Linked DNA regions of Mus musculus: region 1 is linked to region 2. Evidence: chromatin loops called from intact Hi-C (ENCODE). Cell type or tissue: heart. All regions are shown on one strand.

Region 1 (8,000 bases), 180 kb after region 2:
CTCACTATGTATACTGGGCTGGCCTCAAACTCAGAGAGCCACTACTGCCTGGTTTGTTTGTTTCTTTATTTTGTTGTTGTTGTTGTTTAAGACAAGATCTCACCCCATCCTCTCGGGATCCATATTCTGGCCCACAACTCTGGCTGCTTTCCTAGAGGTCACTCCAGCACCAGGGACCCCAGACAGGAACTTAGCATAACTGTCATCAGAGAGGCCTCATTCAGCAACTTATGGAAACAGATGCAGAGACCCACAGGCAAACCTTAGGCAGAGCCTGGGGAATCCTGTGGAAGAGGGGGAGGAAGGATTGTAGGAGACAGAATAGTCAAGGACACCACAAGAAACCCTACAGAATCAATTAACTTGGGCCCCTAGGGGCCACAGAGACTGAACCACTAACCAGGGAGCCTGCCACAGAACTGACCTAGTCCCTCTACACATATGTTATAGTTGTGTAGTTTGGTTTTCATGTGGGACTCCGAACAACAGTAATAGGTTTTGCTGCAGACCTTCTGGGTCCCTATGTCTGCGTGGAACGGGGTCTCTCGACGCTGGTGGGCAAAGCTTGGATGAATGACAGACAGACACACACGCAGGAGAGTTTGTGTGGAATCTGAATGTAATTTTACAACTCGAGCATCAGACTTTTTATGCAGAGGACAATAAGGAAGTTGGGTGACATATTCGCAAGGTACAATTGAGGTGACCAGAATCTTACATAAAACAGAGGAATGCAAACACAAAAGGTCTAACCGGAACCACCCAGGATAGAATATATTGATAACAGCTGGGATCAACAAGGGCTCCACCTAAAATTCATTAATCTTAGAAGCCAGGGTCAAGGGCTTCCCGTCCTTGCCACAGTTCCTATTTTAGTCTCTTGTATAGTCTACCTTCTCCTTAGGCCATTGTAAATACGTGTGTATGGGTGTAACTCTGCTATAGTATCTATTCTGGTTTCTCCTTTGGTCTGAAACTTCCTTCTTTTTAAGTGATGGTAAATTCCTGTGTAAGGGAGTGACTTAGCTTTTACAATCTTGCTGAATTCTAAACCCTTGATCTTGGTCAAGGATGCCCTTGGACTGTTGGAACACTGGCGGAAGGCTTTAGCCATGTCAGAGCACTTATAGGAAAATACTGAAAGAGAGCACACGTGGATCCAACTCTAGACTAGTGCGGTAATGGAACTCGGGAATGAAAAATTAATGTATGGGTAGAGAACACTAGACTCCAGGAGGAGAGCTTCCTTGAAACTCTTTTGCCTCATGAGTGACTTTTAAGCCTTTCGGCTTGTCCAGTTGACTCGACCAGAGAGCGTAGCAAGGTTTTCTCTGACTCTGTTGCCTGCCTCTGGGATCCTTTCCCAGAGGCTAGGTGGGCTGCCTCACCCAGCCTTAATAGGATAAGATGCCTCTGGTCTTACTGCAACGAGTCATGCCAGGGCAGGTTGATATCAATGGAAGGCCTCCCCTTTCTGAAGAGAAATAGAGGATGAGTGAATGGGGGGTAGGGGCTGGGAGGAGAAGAAACTGTGGTCAAGATGTAAAGTATATTAATCAATTAATTGATTAATTTAAAAAGATAAAATCTTATGTAGTCCAGGCTGGTTATGAAATTCTGATATTCATGCCTCTACTTCTCAAGAGCTAGGATGGTAAGTGCTACCACACCCAGCTCAGACAGACCATTTTGTAATTCCAGTAGACCAAAACAAAGACAAACTCAGTAATCAGGTATGAATACAAAAATCAATCAAGAAGAACATTTTGCCAACTACAAAAATCACTAAGTACTTTCCCCATCTCTTCTAACGTGAGGGCTTTTTTTCACTAATCATAGATTAATCCTCACTTGATTCTTTTTATGCAAGAAGCATTAAAAACTTGATAATTACTCTCATCTCCTGATAGCATCTACTTACTTGAGCAGTCCCTTCAGTCACCTGAGTGGATCACCTGACGCCCCAGCTGAGCATTCTTTCAAACAGTGGGGCTTTGCAGTTCCCTGTGGTTACAAACACAGGTGTTTTTTTGTTGTTTTGTTTTTTAACTACAAGCGCATACTCCGAGGCCTTCCTAAATGGCAGCTGTATCTCCCCAGGGAAAATAGATGATACATCCAGAATTGTCTAGCAAAGACTCCATAAACAAGGAGTCATGTACCATATAAGGAAGCTTTAGTCAAAAAAGGACACATAATTAATAGTCCCAGATGATTATATCGCCTAGGACGTTGTAGTGTCTTTACTTATATGGTATGAAGTTCGTCAACAAGTTAATTACCTACTCTACACATTTCTCAACATAGCCCCTTTATTGAGCTAGTTAAGACTATTTCGAAGCTTCCTGACAGACTGTAGCTTGCTGGGCTGTTTCTCCTCAGAGGACGGCTTCGTTCCTCGGTCTAACTATGGAAAACCAGGGAAGAATCTTCTGAAGTAAAAAGCTAGAAGGTTAAACTTCTCACGAAGTGAAACGCTTCTACTGAGGTGCATTCCTCGAATACTAGACCGATTCTAGGGGAAAGCGTGAACTCAGCTCCACGGGTTCATATTAGGGTTTCCACTAAGTTAAACCTGAAAAATGGCCCCAAATTCACTTTACAAGCAACACAGCACTTTTCGAACCTCTTAGGTAACCAGCAGCACAAGAACCCGAACATCCTGACATGTTTAAAACAGTCGTGCACGCCCTCGAAACTCCCGAAGCGCACAAGCGCCGGTCTTTTCTAGCCAAACTACAAGTCCCAGTATGCCCGGCGCCGGGGAGTCGCCGAATAACTCGCGCCACGAGAAGCACGTAAGGTTGGCTTTACTGTACGCCTGCGCTTTGGCGAGCTCTGCGCAGGCGCACTTCCAACGTTTGAGAGGAGGGCGGGGTGTCGCTCCCTTTCGCTGATGCAAGAGCCTAGTGCGGTGCTGTGAGAAGTATCGGTGGGAGCTACGCTGACTCCGGGCCGTGAAGCCGACCGGTTTGACTTTTCATCCCTGCCGAACCCGCTCGAACTACAGCCATGTCCGGGGACGAGGTGAGAGGCTGAGCTGGAGTTAGGGCTAAGGACTGAGGCAGGAAGCCGAACCCACACCTGTGTGAGAAGCCGGGCCTGCGGCCTAGCTGTAGCCGGCCGCCATGTGGAGCAGCCCGGCCTAGGCGTCCCGGAGCTGTGGAGCCGGCGAGGACTCTGGATCCTCAGACTTGGTCTCCCTCGGCTCTCCTCAGGGCGGCGGCGAGGCCTGTCTCCCACGGTGATCGGCGTTTCGGAATGGAGAGCGTGTTGAGCCGTCCTCTCGGAAAGGGGTTGAATGCCGAGTTAGTTTGCCCGGCCGCCCCGGCATTCCTTTCCTCACACACATAGCCGCCTCGGCTCTCACGGCTGAGGGGTCAGGGTGCCCTGCGAGGCCCCTCTCGGTTCCGGTGGAGCACCGAGGTTAAAACTTTGTAGGCTGCCTTTTCCGGGCGGATATCTCGCTCCCGTTTCCCGCTCGAGGCCTTATTTCTTAAGACAGGAACCCAAAGAGCCAGAGGAGAAGATATTTTAAGTCTCAGGAAGTGACCACCTTTCGAGAAAAGTTTTCGGGCCCGAGTCCCAAAGTTTCCTTTACAGGCGAGGTGAGCAGGAAGGTCCGGCTGTGAAACTGACTGGGTTTGGATCTCAGAATTTTTCAAGCCCCGTCCCCCGTTTTATTGTGTCTTTTTTTTTTCTTTTAAATCTTTTTGGGTTTTGCCTTTTCCAGATTTATCCTAGTTCACATACCATTAAATGACTTTAAAGAAAAAAGAGTGGTCTTGGCTTAGATATTGCTTAGCATTGGGCCTAGAAGCCTAATCCTAGCCCCAAGGAAGTACTTTACGAAGAATTTGTGACTTACTTGACTTACAGGCCTAGGGGAGGGGTAAGAGGAATAGTTGAAGGTTCTGTGCAGAGTTGGCTTTTGAATGGGCTCTAGAAATGATCAGAATTTTCTCAACCAATGAGAAAACTGATCACAAGGCGTTTATGGTCAAGAAGGGAGAAAGTGCATAGAAAGTGAAGTATTCACTAGTTTGGTTGAAGTAGATGCTGGTTAGTTTATGGAGGACTTAGGTAACTACATTAAGGAATTAGAGATTTGTTTCATGGGAACTAGTTCTAGTTTAAGTTGGTTTCCAGGGTTCAGTAAAATAAATTCCTGTAAGTCCATTTTAGAGATGAGCCAATTGGAGCTTAGAGTTGTACAGTGCCTCTAATAAAATTCCAAGTGCCTGAGCTAGTAATAGAATCCCAGCTCTGTGCAGTATGCCTTCATCTAAATGACTAGGAGGCTCTTGCAAACTCACTAAACTCTGGAAGAGATAGATGTTTCTTGCTTGAAAGACACGTTAGACATTGCTCTTTGCTACTGCATTATGTGTTAGAAAAGTTCAGAAAGTGTTTAGCCTTTATTTCTACTCACGTTCCAGACTTAAAAATAACTACCTATATACAGCTGTGGTGTTCTGTGGTAAAGTGCTTATGGGTAGTAAGAGGTAATAGATAACACATGTAGTAACCAAACTTCGTAACTTAAAAATAACTACCTGTGTATTGTTATATTGTTCTGTCTATTGCTTCTGTGGTAAAGTATGGTGTAGGAAGAAGTAATGTTTAGACTAGTTTAAAGTTTTTTTTTTTTTTTTTTTTTTTTTGGTTTTTCGAGACAGGGTTTCTCTGTATAGCCCTAGCTGTCCTGGAACTCACTTTGTAGACCAGGCTGGCTTCGAACTCAGAAATCCGCCTGCCTCTGCCTCCCAAGTACTGGGATTAAAGGCGTGCGCCACCACGCCCGGCCTTAAAGTTTTATTGTTTTGAGAAATGTTACTCCATAACCAGCTGATCCAAATTTGCCATCAAGTTAAGATATTTTCTCCTCAAAAGTATGTCAGTATCAAGTTTGAGGACAACATCCCTGCCTGCCCCCCTCACCGTCCACCACACACAGTAAAGATAAGACTGAGGATGGCTTATTCTTAGTGTGCTAGGCATCAACAAAACTGAAGTAAAAAAAAAAATTAAATGTTTTGTTGTTGTTTGAGACGGGGTTTCTCTGTGTAGTCCTGGCTGTCCTGGAACTCTGTAGATGAGACTGGCCTTAAACTCAGAGGTACACCTGCCTCTGCCTCCAATTGCTGGGATTAAAGGTGTGCGCCCCCAACTGAGGCTTGATAGGAAACTTTTTTTAAAAATTATTTTATTTCATGTGAATTGTATATTTGCATTTTGCCTACACATATGTCTTTGTAAGGGTGTCGGATTTCCTGGAACAGTTGTGAGGTGCTTTGTGGGTGCTGGGGACTGAACCTGGATCCTCCGAAAGAGCAGCCAGTGCTCTCTGATTGTTGAGCAGTCTCTCCAGCCTCAATATGAAACTTTTTAAGCCAAAGTCTTAATGTGTATCTCAAGCTGGCAAGTGTGATCTTGTGATTTGGGGAGTTCTGCTTTGGGTGCTGACTTAGGTTTTCTGGTTTCCTTATGCAACTATTTTACAGGGATGTGTGAACAAAAATAAGTATTAATATGTTAAACATGTGTTAAGTATTCTAGGAACATAATTACAATGTGGCATAAGATTTCTGAGTGTTTACTACTAGCCTGCAGTCTACTTACTATAGACCTAAATTAGAATTTTCTTGAGGGGTGAAAGGTAACTAAAACTATCATCTGATCATTTTAGGATTTCCCCCTTCTTTGATCTGTCTTGATAAGGTATGATGGGTGTAATAGTGTGTCCCTATAATCCTAGCACTTGGCTTAGGAGTTCAAGACCAGCCACAAAAGCAAACTCAGAAAAAGCCACTAGTAAATCAGGGAAACTTAGACTGGAAAAAAAATGAGTGGATTGTAAGCTCTACCAGAATCAAAGTTTCAATGCCTGGAATTTTGTTTGCCCTTATGCCAAGTCTTCTTCCTACAGTATAGCTGTGTTCTTGACCTCTTTATAACAGATTGCAGCATTCTTTCCATGTGGGATTACCTCAGGCCCTGTAGTAAGTCAGCACTGGACTTGCTTTTGGTATTGGTGCTATATGAAAATTTCCATAATGCCTTGAACAGACTTGTCTGCTATGACAATTTACTTTATTACAAGGTTTCAGTCTTTCGATAGACATAAAGGAATTACAGTTAGTTATTAGAATCAATTTGGGAATTTTAAAAAAAACCAGTTTTGTTATGTCTGAAAAATCAAGTTACTCCTTAGTTGAGGAATCTTCAATGACAGGATCATTGTTAGTTATAACTACAATCAGATAGTTGATTCTCACAGTAACTTTGTCATGGTTGGTATCAGTTATCTCCATTGTACAGATGAAGATGTACAGATGAAGCATAGGGTAACCCACATGAGTTAGAGTCAGGATTGGACGCAAGGTAATTATGCTCCAATGTGCTTTCGATCACTACACAATGAACAAAATGATAAGCTTAAACATGATAGGAAAAAAAATACTTTGGACTTGAATCCAGTTCTGTTTGACTAAAGATTTTGCTTTCTTCACTAGCAGGAGTATGCCCTATATGTTCAAATTATTTTAAGGGATCAGTATAAACAGTCTACAGGTTAGAAATTAATTTTTCACTTGTTCTACAATAGATTTAGATGAAAGTGGCTTGTGAACACTTCACATTACATAGCAAAAAACAGTGAAGGATTCCTTAGAAAAATTTCTTACAGTAAGGGTTGCTGATAGGGTTCCATAAAAGTTAAGGTTGATGTGAATTTCAGCATAAATTTTTAATTTTTTTTAGAATATTTTGCTTACTGTTTTGATAGTTCCATAATGCAGACAATATATCTTTATTTTGTATTTACCTCTAACTTCTCCAAACACTCAACAGATGAAAAATTTAAAAACCAAGTCTTAGATTGTCTGGTGTTAGCATCTACTCAACCTTAAATAAAACGTTTATCATCTGCCTAGACATTGTTGGTCCTCACCCATAAATGAGGGATGCAATATAGGTTGTTGCTAAAGTCCTTTTAATAAATTTCAGGATTTGTTCAGGCCTAAATTTGTTCATGAAAATAAAAATGAAGTTATTGTAGTTTATGATAGCTTACAAATTAAAAGACTTTTGTGAGGTTCTCCCTGTGTTTAATGATGTAAAGGGAGTTAGGTGGGCTTTCTGTAAATTCTGTTTTGTTTTTTTACTGTGTGTATTGCCTGTGAAAGGGAGCCTGCAAATAAGCAAGTACCGGGGAGCAAGTGTGGGATGTCTCCAGCCCCACCTTTTGGCATTTTAATGTATCCTGTTCTTTTAGGAATATGCTTTTTGAGAATAAAGGATATTTGGAATGGGCGCTTCATTAGGAATTATCACTTGGTGTTTTTAAATTAACAGATGATTTTTGATCCTACTATGAGCAAAAAGAAAAAGAAGAAGAAGAAGCCTTTTATGTTAGATGAAGAAGGTGATGCCCAGACAGAAGAAACCCAGCCCTCAGAGACAAAAGAAGTGGAGCCAGAACCAACTGAAGAAAAAGACGTGGACGCTGATGAGGAAGACAGTAGGAAGAAAGGTGAATAGTTGTGGCGGTCACAGTTGTTGTGGAAGCCTTAGCTGCTCCGCTGGATTGGTCGACCTGGAGCCGTACATCGAGGGATAGAAGGTTGGATGGGACAGGGAAGTGGACAAAGTGAAGATAGAGTTGAATAGTCTAAGATTGTGTCAGGGAATGCTCTCTGACATTACATGAGTTTCCTGGTTTTTGGCCTGGGCTCCTAACCAGATCCTTCTAGAAAGCTTGAGTTAGCTTGTCAGTTTCTTCAAAACCATAACTGATGGTTGTGGTAGGACTACCATAGAAGTACTTGAGAAAGGAGCTGGCATAACTCAATTTGGTGCTTGCCTTTTGTTAATTGTTAATAACTGGAAACCTTTAATCTATTTTTAGATGCTTCTGATGACTTAGATGATTTGAACTTCTTTAATCAAAAGAAAAAGAAGAAAAAGACAAAAAAGATATTTGACATTGATGAAGCTGA
Region 2 (8,000 bases):
AGGATTTCAAGTTGGAGGTGGGAAAGGGTTACATAATGAGTTCAAGGCCAGTCTGGATTACACAGTGACAGGAGAGATGGGGGACTGAAGAGAGAAAAGAAAGGGAGAGGACAGAGAAGAGAGAAACAGAAGCAAGAGTGATGGTGTGTGCATATGTGTGCACATAGATGTGTGTGCATTCTTGTGTATATCTATATGCGTGCATTCGTGTGTGTGTGTGTGTGTGTGTGTGTGTGTGTGTGTGTGTGTGTGTGAGTGTGTGCAAGAGAGAGATTGATCAATTTTGGTTCATGGTTTTGTAATTGGAACACTGGAGTTTGTGATAGCTGTCACAATGGAGGCCAGTGAGCACAGTGGAGATTGCATCTTTAGGTTGTGTTTTATTCACACAGTCTCCGTCTGAGATTACAACGGTTTACAAGGATGGGTGGGGAGTGGGGAAGAGGATAGAGGGGGCAGGGGCAGAGTGTCCTAGTTTGCTTTCTTTCTTTTTTTTTTTTAAGATTTATTTATTTATTTATTATATGTAAGTACATTGTAGCTGTCTTCAGACAGTCCAGAAGAGGGGGTCAGATCTTGTTACAGATGGTTGTGAGCCACCATGTGGTTTCTGGGATTTGAACTCCAGACCTTCGGAAGAGCAGTCGGGTGCTCTAACCCACTGAGCCATCTCACCAGCCCCCTAGTTTGCTTTCTGTTGCGGTGATAAACACCAAGTCCAAAAGCAACCTGAGCAAGGAAGAGTTTGCTTCAGCTTACACTTCCAGATATGCATCCCTGAGGGGAAGTCAGGGCCGGGACCTGGAAGCAGGAGCTGAAGCAGAAGCCATGGGTAGCTGCTGCTTACAGGCTTGCTCAGCCTGCTCTCTTACACTCCTCAGAATAAGTACTCAGGGTGGCACCACTCAAGATGGCTTGGTCCTCCCATGTCAATCATTAAGAAAGAAAATGCCTCCACAGGCCTGCCTATAGGCAATATGAATGGAGGAGGCATTGACTCACTTCAGGTCCCTCTTTCCAAGACGATTCTACCCTGTGTCAAACTGACAAGACCAAAACCAACCAACCAACCAAAAAAAAAAAAAAAAAAACAAAAACCTGACCAGGACAGCCTGTTATGTGATACTTTCCTATGAATTATTGTCCAGGCAGGCTCCAGAGGCTCCTAAAATAACACAGGTTGTTGCCACTGTTATTGGTTGTCCACCAGAATTAGACACTTCTTAGTTACTGTTCTGTTGCTATGAAGAGGTACTATAACCAAAGCAACTCTTGTAAAATTAAGATTTTTTAAAAATAAATACATCATTTCCTTCCTTCCTTCCTTCCTTCCTTCCTTCCTTCCAACCACAATTTCCCTCCCTCCTTCCCTCCCAGTCTCTTTCCACCTCCCACTGAATTTACTCCTCTGTTTCTTAAAAGAAAGAATTTGATTGTGGGCTTGCTTACAGTTTCATAGGATTAGTCTATTATCATCGTGGTGGGGCATGGTGGGGATATTTCCAGAGTATGATGCACTCACAGTGCTGGGGCAGTAGCTGAGAGTTACATCCTGGTCTATAGGCTGAAACAAACAGACAGATAGACAGACAAAAGATAGAGAGAGGAGGGAGTTTATACTTGTTACTGTGAGTCTAGTCAAAGATGCATAGCTGGGGAAACGGTAGGTCTTCAGGAGGAGCCTACTACTGTTGAGTTAAATGTTGTCTCCTAAATATTTGTTTATAGTCACAGAGTGGCACAGTCCTCAGTTTTGGTCAGAAAAATCTCCTTTTGTAGCAAATGACAGGTAATGCAAATGACCATGGCTGGTCGAGGTGCTGAGTGTGACTGTCTCAGATCATATCACGCCCTTTCAAAGCTCAGGGGAACACCATAGGAGGAGGAGCAGAAAGAACGTAAGAACTGGATGGAGGGGAGGAGGGTTGTGGACCCACACGGCATGGCCGTTGCAATCAGAACTCACAACTGCAGCTATTTGCCCAGGACCTGCACAACACTGGATCCCCAGCAACATTCAGTCATGGATGGGGGAGGTGTCCCGGGACATTGCTAAAATTCCCTCCTAGGAGACAGAAGCAAAATCTACACCTCCTCCCAAATAAACTGAGGTATGATTCTGCGGAAGATCCTTCTGGGGGAACCGGTGAGGTCAGTGAGCTTCCTGACAACGCATACACAGGTCAGGGGGTACTTACCAGATAGGGGTATGAATGATGCTTTTCCCCAAAGACCACAGCTGGAGACCACACCTCAACCAGCAGGGATGAGGGCCTCGCCAGTAGACGGGTAGCTGGAACCTACTTCCCTGACTACATACTCTAGTCCTTCCCTGAGGTCATGTTCAGTTTAGGCAGAATTGCATATAACAGGAGGTAGGGTGCAGCTGGACACCCAGGAGAAGGTCTTGTGACCCTCCTTGTTACTCCATGAGGAGACAGATAAGTCCAACGGAGGCCAACTTTTTACAAAGGGGCCAACTGAACTCCCCAGAGATGGTATATGCACACAACATGGGGCCTGGTTTCCTTCCTGAAAGCTAGCCGCTGAGAGCCGCTGAGAGAGAAGTCATACTCTTCAGGTGTATAGTCATTGGTGAGTTATCTATGCTCCTGCGGATAGCTCCGCAGTCATTTCCATGTGAGCAGCCTGTGAATCACCAAGAAAGACTACCGAATGAGAAGGTGTTGAGGAGGGGGTGGGGGCGAGCAAGGAAAGGCAAACAGAGGGAGGAGAGAGTGACACAATTGCAACCGGTGATTTTTCTTTCTTTGTTTTTGAGATAGGGCCTCACTCTGTAGCCTCGGTTGGCCTGGAACTAATTAGCGATAGAGCAGACTGGCCTCGAATTTGTGACAAATCTCCTGGCTCTGGCTCCAGAGCGGGAGATTTCAGACACTGTCTCCAGAGTGGGGATTCACAGGCACATACCACTAGGCCCAGCTCTTTACTTTGATCTTGCAAGAGTTTTACAATTGAAGCAGTTAAGGCTCAGGTTAGTAAATTGGCTAGAGTCTAAGAATTCTGCCTTGTTTTGACCTCTGATTCACTGGCTGGACGGATGGGAGAAGAACCGCCTCTCTCCACGCTCCCTCCTAGTCGAGTGCCAGGGGTCCAAAGGCCACAGTGCACAAAATTTATGATTTTTGAGGCAGAGATCAGCCTTGCTCCCGCTCCGCTCAACGCCTCGAGCTAGGCTCCGCCCCTAAGTTTCAGCCCCCAGCAGGTTCATGAATATTCAAATAAGAAGATATTTAAAGACGCCGGCGCCAGGCGTAGATCCCTGCCCCGCGCCGCCCGGCCCCCTTCACTGAGTTCATCAGTCCTAGCGGAAGCGCCGCCAGCATGTCTGATAAACTGCCCTACAAAGTCGGTGAGTCCCAAGGGTTCAGTCCTCCGTGGCGACTCGGCTCCCGTCCTGGGTTTGTTGTCAGTACCGACCTGCGTCTTGTTTAGGTGGCGGCTTCGGGGCGCCCCGGGACCCCTAGAATCGCTGGCCTGGCCGCGCAGGTGCCCGGGGATTGGAGTCCACACGCCGCCGAGAGCCAGGAGTGGGAAACGGCCGCGGACTACAAGTCCCGGCGTGCCCCGCGGTAGGCGCCCAGAGCGGCAGCGCGGGCTGTGATCTTTGGTCGGGCAGCGTGCTCCTGTCGGAGAGACTGGCCATTGGGAAGCGGCCCTAGAGGCCCAGACCCTGGCCCTGGCGTTTGGCGGCTTGGGTGGCCCCTAGCAAGGGCCCACCGTCTTCTGGGCCTTGAGCAGGGCCGGAGAGAGCATCAGTGTTCTAGGTGCTAATGAGGAGAGGCCTGGAAACGGCTAGTCTCGGTGCAACGGGAACTTAGGGTCCCATCTGCTCAATCTCTGGGATATCTAGTGGATGTCTAGAAAATTTGGAGTGGTTAGAAATTACTGTTCGTTTTGTCCCGATTATAGAAAGCTGTCTGAGTAAACACACCTTAACTTGAGCGTTTACAGTGGGATGGGCACTGCCTTATAGCATTATTCTAGACTAACCCGTCTTATTATTGTAGCTCTCCATGGAAGGAACGGTTTTATGTTTACAATGAATATCCAGAGGTATAAAGGGCATTTTCCCAGAATCTTGTAACTGGAAAGCAGCTGGTTAGAATTTGGACTCAGGACATCATGACCTCTAAGCTCATCTCTTCCACTGCTGTCTGTATACAAGGCAATACACTTGAAACAACCCTAATGGAATTTCAACACAATCCAATTCAAACTGTGCCTAGTGACACAAGCTTGTAATCCCAGCCCTGCTATCACTACTGAGGCCAAGGAATCGATCAGCTCATTTCAGAGGTCAGCCTGGGCATACAGTGAATTCCAGACCAACCTGGACAAGATGGGGAGACCCTATCAAAACAAAACTACAAACCAAACAAACAGAAAAACAAAGCAATTCAGGCTGGTTAGCTTTTAAAATAATTTCAATACTCTATTAAATTGGAAAGGGTCCTCAAAGGGAGATGAATGCTATCCCATTACACAGGAACCTAGGGAAGTGGCTTTGCAAATTCTTATTAAGATAGTTAATCAGCCAGCAGGGCAGTTTATTGTCTCCACTGGGTAGATGCTAAGACTGAAGCCCAGAGAGGTTTAAGTCAGTGTTGTCTTGGCGGAAGAGCTAGAATGGAGGCTCGACATACTGTGTAGGGAGGGATTGGGAGGGGGGGGGACCACAGATTGTATGGATGAAGATTGGGAGGGGGGGACCACAGATTGTATGGATGAAGATAAGGCTGGGTTCTTGCCTGTGTAAGGGTGGAGGCATGATTTGCCCATCAAGTAGGGTATGCTGTATGCTAGACCTTACTCGTTTGGCATTTCCTATGATCCTTGGGCTCAGGTTCAAGTTGATTCTCCTTATTTTGAAGAAGTGGGTTTAGAAAGGGTTCCACAGTTCCGTCTGGCGTTATGGGCAGTAGTCAGTTACCATGTGGGTGCAGGGGCTTGAACTCAGGCCCTCTAGAAGAGCAGCCAGAGAGCTCTTAACCACCAAGCCATCTTTCCAGCCCCCTCCTTCCTTTTTCCCCTCTATTTCATTCATTATTTCTTTTTCTTTTTCCTTGTCCTGTACCATCTCTTCATGAATTTTTGCTTATTTATTTTTTTTGCAGCTGGTATGGCCGGTAGACATTTTCTGACTCCTCTGTGCCAGGGCCTGCTGGTCACTGGAGGTATTGAGACCCAGGCACACGGCTGAGACAGATAGGCCCGTATGGTATAGTGTTAGTTTTATGTGAGGAGATCTGCCACTTTTCTCTCCATGGCTACCAGTCCCCAGTCTCATCTCTCCTCACAGGTCTGTGATCTCCTTGCTCCCATTTTGTTTTCCTGCTTTTTGAGCCTCAGCTGGTCTTGAATTCCATCTTCCTTTAGCCTCCACAGCACTGTTTATAGGCACATGTTGCTACAGTTGGCCAGTAGAATCTTTTCTAAAGAGAAATCTGGTCATCAAATAACACCACCTTTGAACCTCTGTAGGTGACCTACCTCACTGACAGTAAAGTCCTGATTTATTTTAAAACCCCTGTTTGAGTCAGTCCACCGATTTTTAGGTTTTTTTTTTTTCCTTCTCATTTTGTTATATGTGTCTGGGTGTTTTGCCTGCGTGTAGGTCTATGCACCACGTGCATGTGATGTGGACAGGGGCCAGAAGAAAGTGTTGGGTCTCTGGAACTGGAGTTGTAGACGGTCGTGAGTCTCCATGAGCTGCTAGGAATTAAACCCTGGAACAGCCAGTCCTCTTCACCATTAAGCCATCTGTTAAGCCCCTCAATTTTCAGATGTGTTGGAGCATATACTGGACCTGGTACTTGGCATGAACCTTCCAGGTTAACTGGCTGTGTTAAATTCCTGCGATGGGGGAGAGATCCGTGTGTCTGAGCAGATAGTGAGGAGAATAAAGTGGAGATAGAAACAGTTGGTAGACAGGAGTGGGGCCTGAAGCCCAGGTAAGGGTTAGGATTTTAAACTTTTAAAAAGTTTCCCACTGGACTATAACCAAGAACTTGCTATGTGAGAACAAAGGGGACCATGAAGCTGCTTTGTTGGCCCAGTTGAGAACTAGTGCTTTAGACGAGCGTGAGATGCTCAGTCAAAACCTTGCTGATGGAGGTGGGGGTATGATGACCCACAACTTTAACCTCAGTCCTCAGGAGGCAGTGGGAGGCAGTTATCTTTTGAGTTTGCAGCTAGCTTGGTCTACATAGTGAGTTTCAGGACAACCGAAGCTATATGATAGGCCCTGTCTCAAAAATAAAAGAACCCAGCAAAAAGAAAAATGGGACAGAGGCAAAAAATGGGAACGAGAAATTTTACAAGGTTTTGGTCGGAGTGGTTGGTTGAATGGTGGTTTCATTTCCTAAAATGGGAAGATTGAGGGTGTTAGGCCAAGGAGTCTGGAGGGCTCGTACTTGATGGTAATAATTGGACATAAGTCTAGAGGTGCTGAGTCAGCCGTTGGATTGTGAGTCTCAAATTCCTGGGAGAAGTTTGCACTGGCGGTAAATACGTGGGCGTCATCTGCACAGGGAAGGTATTCACAGCCATTTGGCTAAATGCCGAGCATTGGATAAGAGCTACTATGGATCCCTGAGGGTTCCTAGAGTTTGCCAGATGAGGAGCAGCCAGGAAGGTAGGAGGGAAAGCACAAGAGAGAATCGGATGCCAAGGAAGGAAAACATTTCAGAAGTGAGGGAGTCCTTAGTGGGGCCCCTGCTCCTGGGTACCTAGGTGATCAATGCAATGGTAAGATCTGAAGGGGTGAGACATGGTGGGGAACCAGGGACAGCTCATCTTTTGCAACAGACAAGAATGTCTAGTTAGCCACAGATGGAGTTTGTGAATGGGAAGTGAATGATTCTGAACCCTTAGTGATTTGTGACGTCATGTTATCAAGGGAACATGGATGGGGAAAGATGTTTAGGGAGAGGAGAAGGGAAGCAAACCTACTGGGAAAATGTAGGATTGCTGGGATGCACCAGTTTACCTCAGGGTCCCCATTCGTAGTAAGCAAGGTGTCTTCCTGTGGCTGTCGGTCTCCTACCTGGTTCAGTGGCTTAGGTACAGTGGAGGGCTGGCTCTAACTAGGTGGGAACTTTGTGGGGTTTTGTGGTTGGTTGTTTTTGAGACTAGGTCTCTGTGAAGCTTAGAATGACCTCAAAATCATGGCAGGCTTTGTAACTCAGCTTCCCTAGTGCTGGGGTTACGGGCATGAAGCCACTCACCCTAGCTTTAAGTGGGAGCTTTGCCTAGCCAGGTCTCAGTCTTAGAGAGCCTCAGATGGACAGTGGAGATCGTGAAGGGGGAATGATAAGGAACACTAGAAATTGACTAAATTCAACGGTTTGGAGTTGGGAATCTATAGGGAGAAGGGACATGGCCAGAGGTGGTTATTTGAAGTTCAGATTTCTGAAGGAGCTGTCATTGTTGATGTCCTGGGGAAGTGGTGTGTGTGTGTGTGTGTGTGTGTGTGTGTGTGTGTGTGTGTGTGTGTGTGTTGAAGGAGCTGTGTTTGTGTAACTCGAGTGAACCCTTCCGTAGGGGTGGAGTGTTGACCTTGGGAACTGTTTGTAGTGCTGGAGGTTCAACTTAGGACCTTGGACATACCCTAGCACTGCTCCTTTGAGATTATTTAATGCAATTTAGGAAACAGAATAATGTATTATTGTTGCTATTGTATTATTATTATTATTATTATTATTTTGAGACAGGGCCTCATGTAGCCCAGGTTGGCCTTGAACTTGCTGTGAAGTCAAGGATTCTCTTCCCCTTGCCTCCATCTCCCAAGTACTGGAATTACAGGCATGTTCTACCACTCTTGGCCTGTGTATTTGTTAAATTATTAAACTATAGCAGCCTCCTCTCTGTTTCACCCTCCGTTTCTTAGGGTGATTGGGAAGACCTAAGGTTCCTCTAAAGATAAAAATCATGGCCTTGGAGGGGTGGCTCAGTTGGTAAGTTTGCCTGTCTTCATA

What was found. Peaks named below come from ENCODE experiments on the same cell type or tissue, not always from the same donor. Only the 100,000 strongest peaks of a DNase experiment are listed, where the experiment ranks them.
Region 1: a loop joins it to region 2, with 2.5 times the contacts of the local background. A loop is called at or near these places in 2 of 42 quality-filtered maps.

The regions. Positions count from the first base shown.
Region 1 is chr2:154,887,717-154,895,716 of GRCm38, reverse strand. It overlaps Eif2s2 (eukaryotic translation initiation factor 2, subunit 2 (beta)), which reads left to right and starts at 2,811. Exons shown (of 9, transcript NM_026030.2): 1 at 2,811-3,027; 2 at 7,357-7,534; 3 at 7,910-8,000. The coding sequence starts at 3,013. In heart, a CTCF peak has its summit at 3,059; a DNase peak (open chromatin) is centred at 2,826; H3K4me3 peaks cover 2,637 bases; H3K27ac peaks cover 1,934 bases; H3K27me3 peaks cover 422 bases.
Region 2 is chr2:155,069,738-155,077,737 of GRCm38, reverse strand. It overlaps Ahcy (S-adenosylhomocysteine hydrolase), which reads left to right and starts at 3,241. Exons shown (of 10, transcript NM_016661.3): 1 at 3,241-3,373. The coding sequence starts at 3,346. Gm39966 (a long non-coding RNA gene) reads left to right here and starts at 3,564. Exons shown (of 2, transcript XR_866885.2): 1 at 3,564-3,788; 2 at 4,032-6,694. It overlaps Gm45609 (a long non-coding RNA gene), which reads right to left and starts at 3,226. Exons shown (of 3, transcript XR_001783519.2): 1 at 1-3,226. In heart, a CTCF peak has its summit at 3,625; DNase peaks (open chromatin) are centred at 3,287 and 3,517; H3K4me3 peaks cover 2,690 bases; H3K27ac peaks cover 2,146 bases.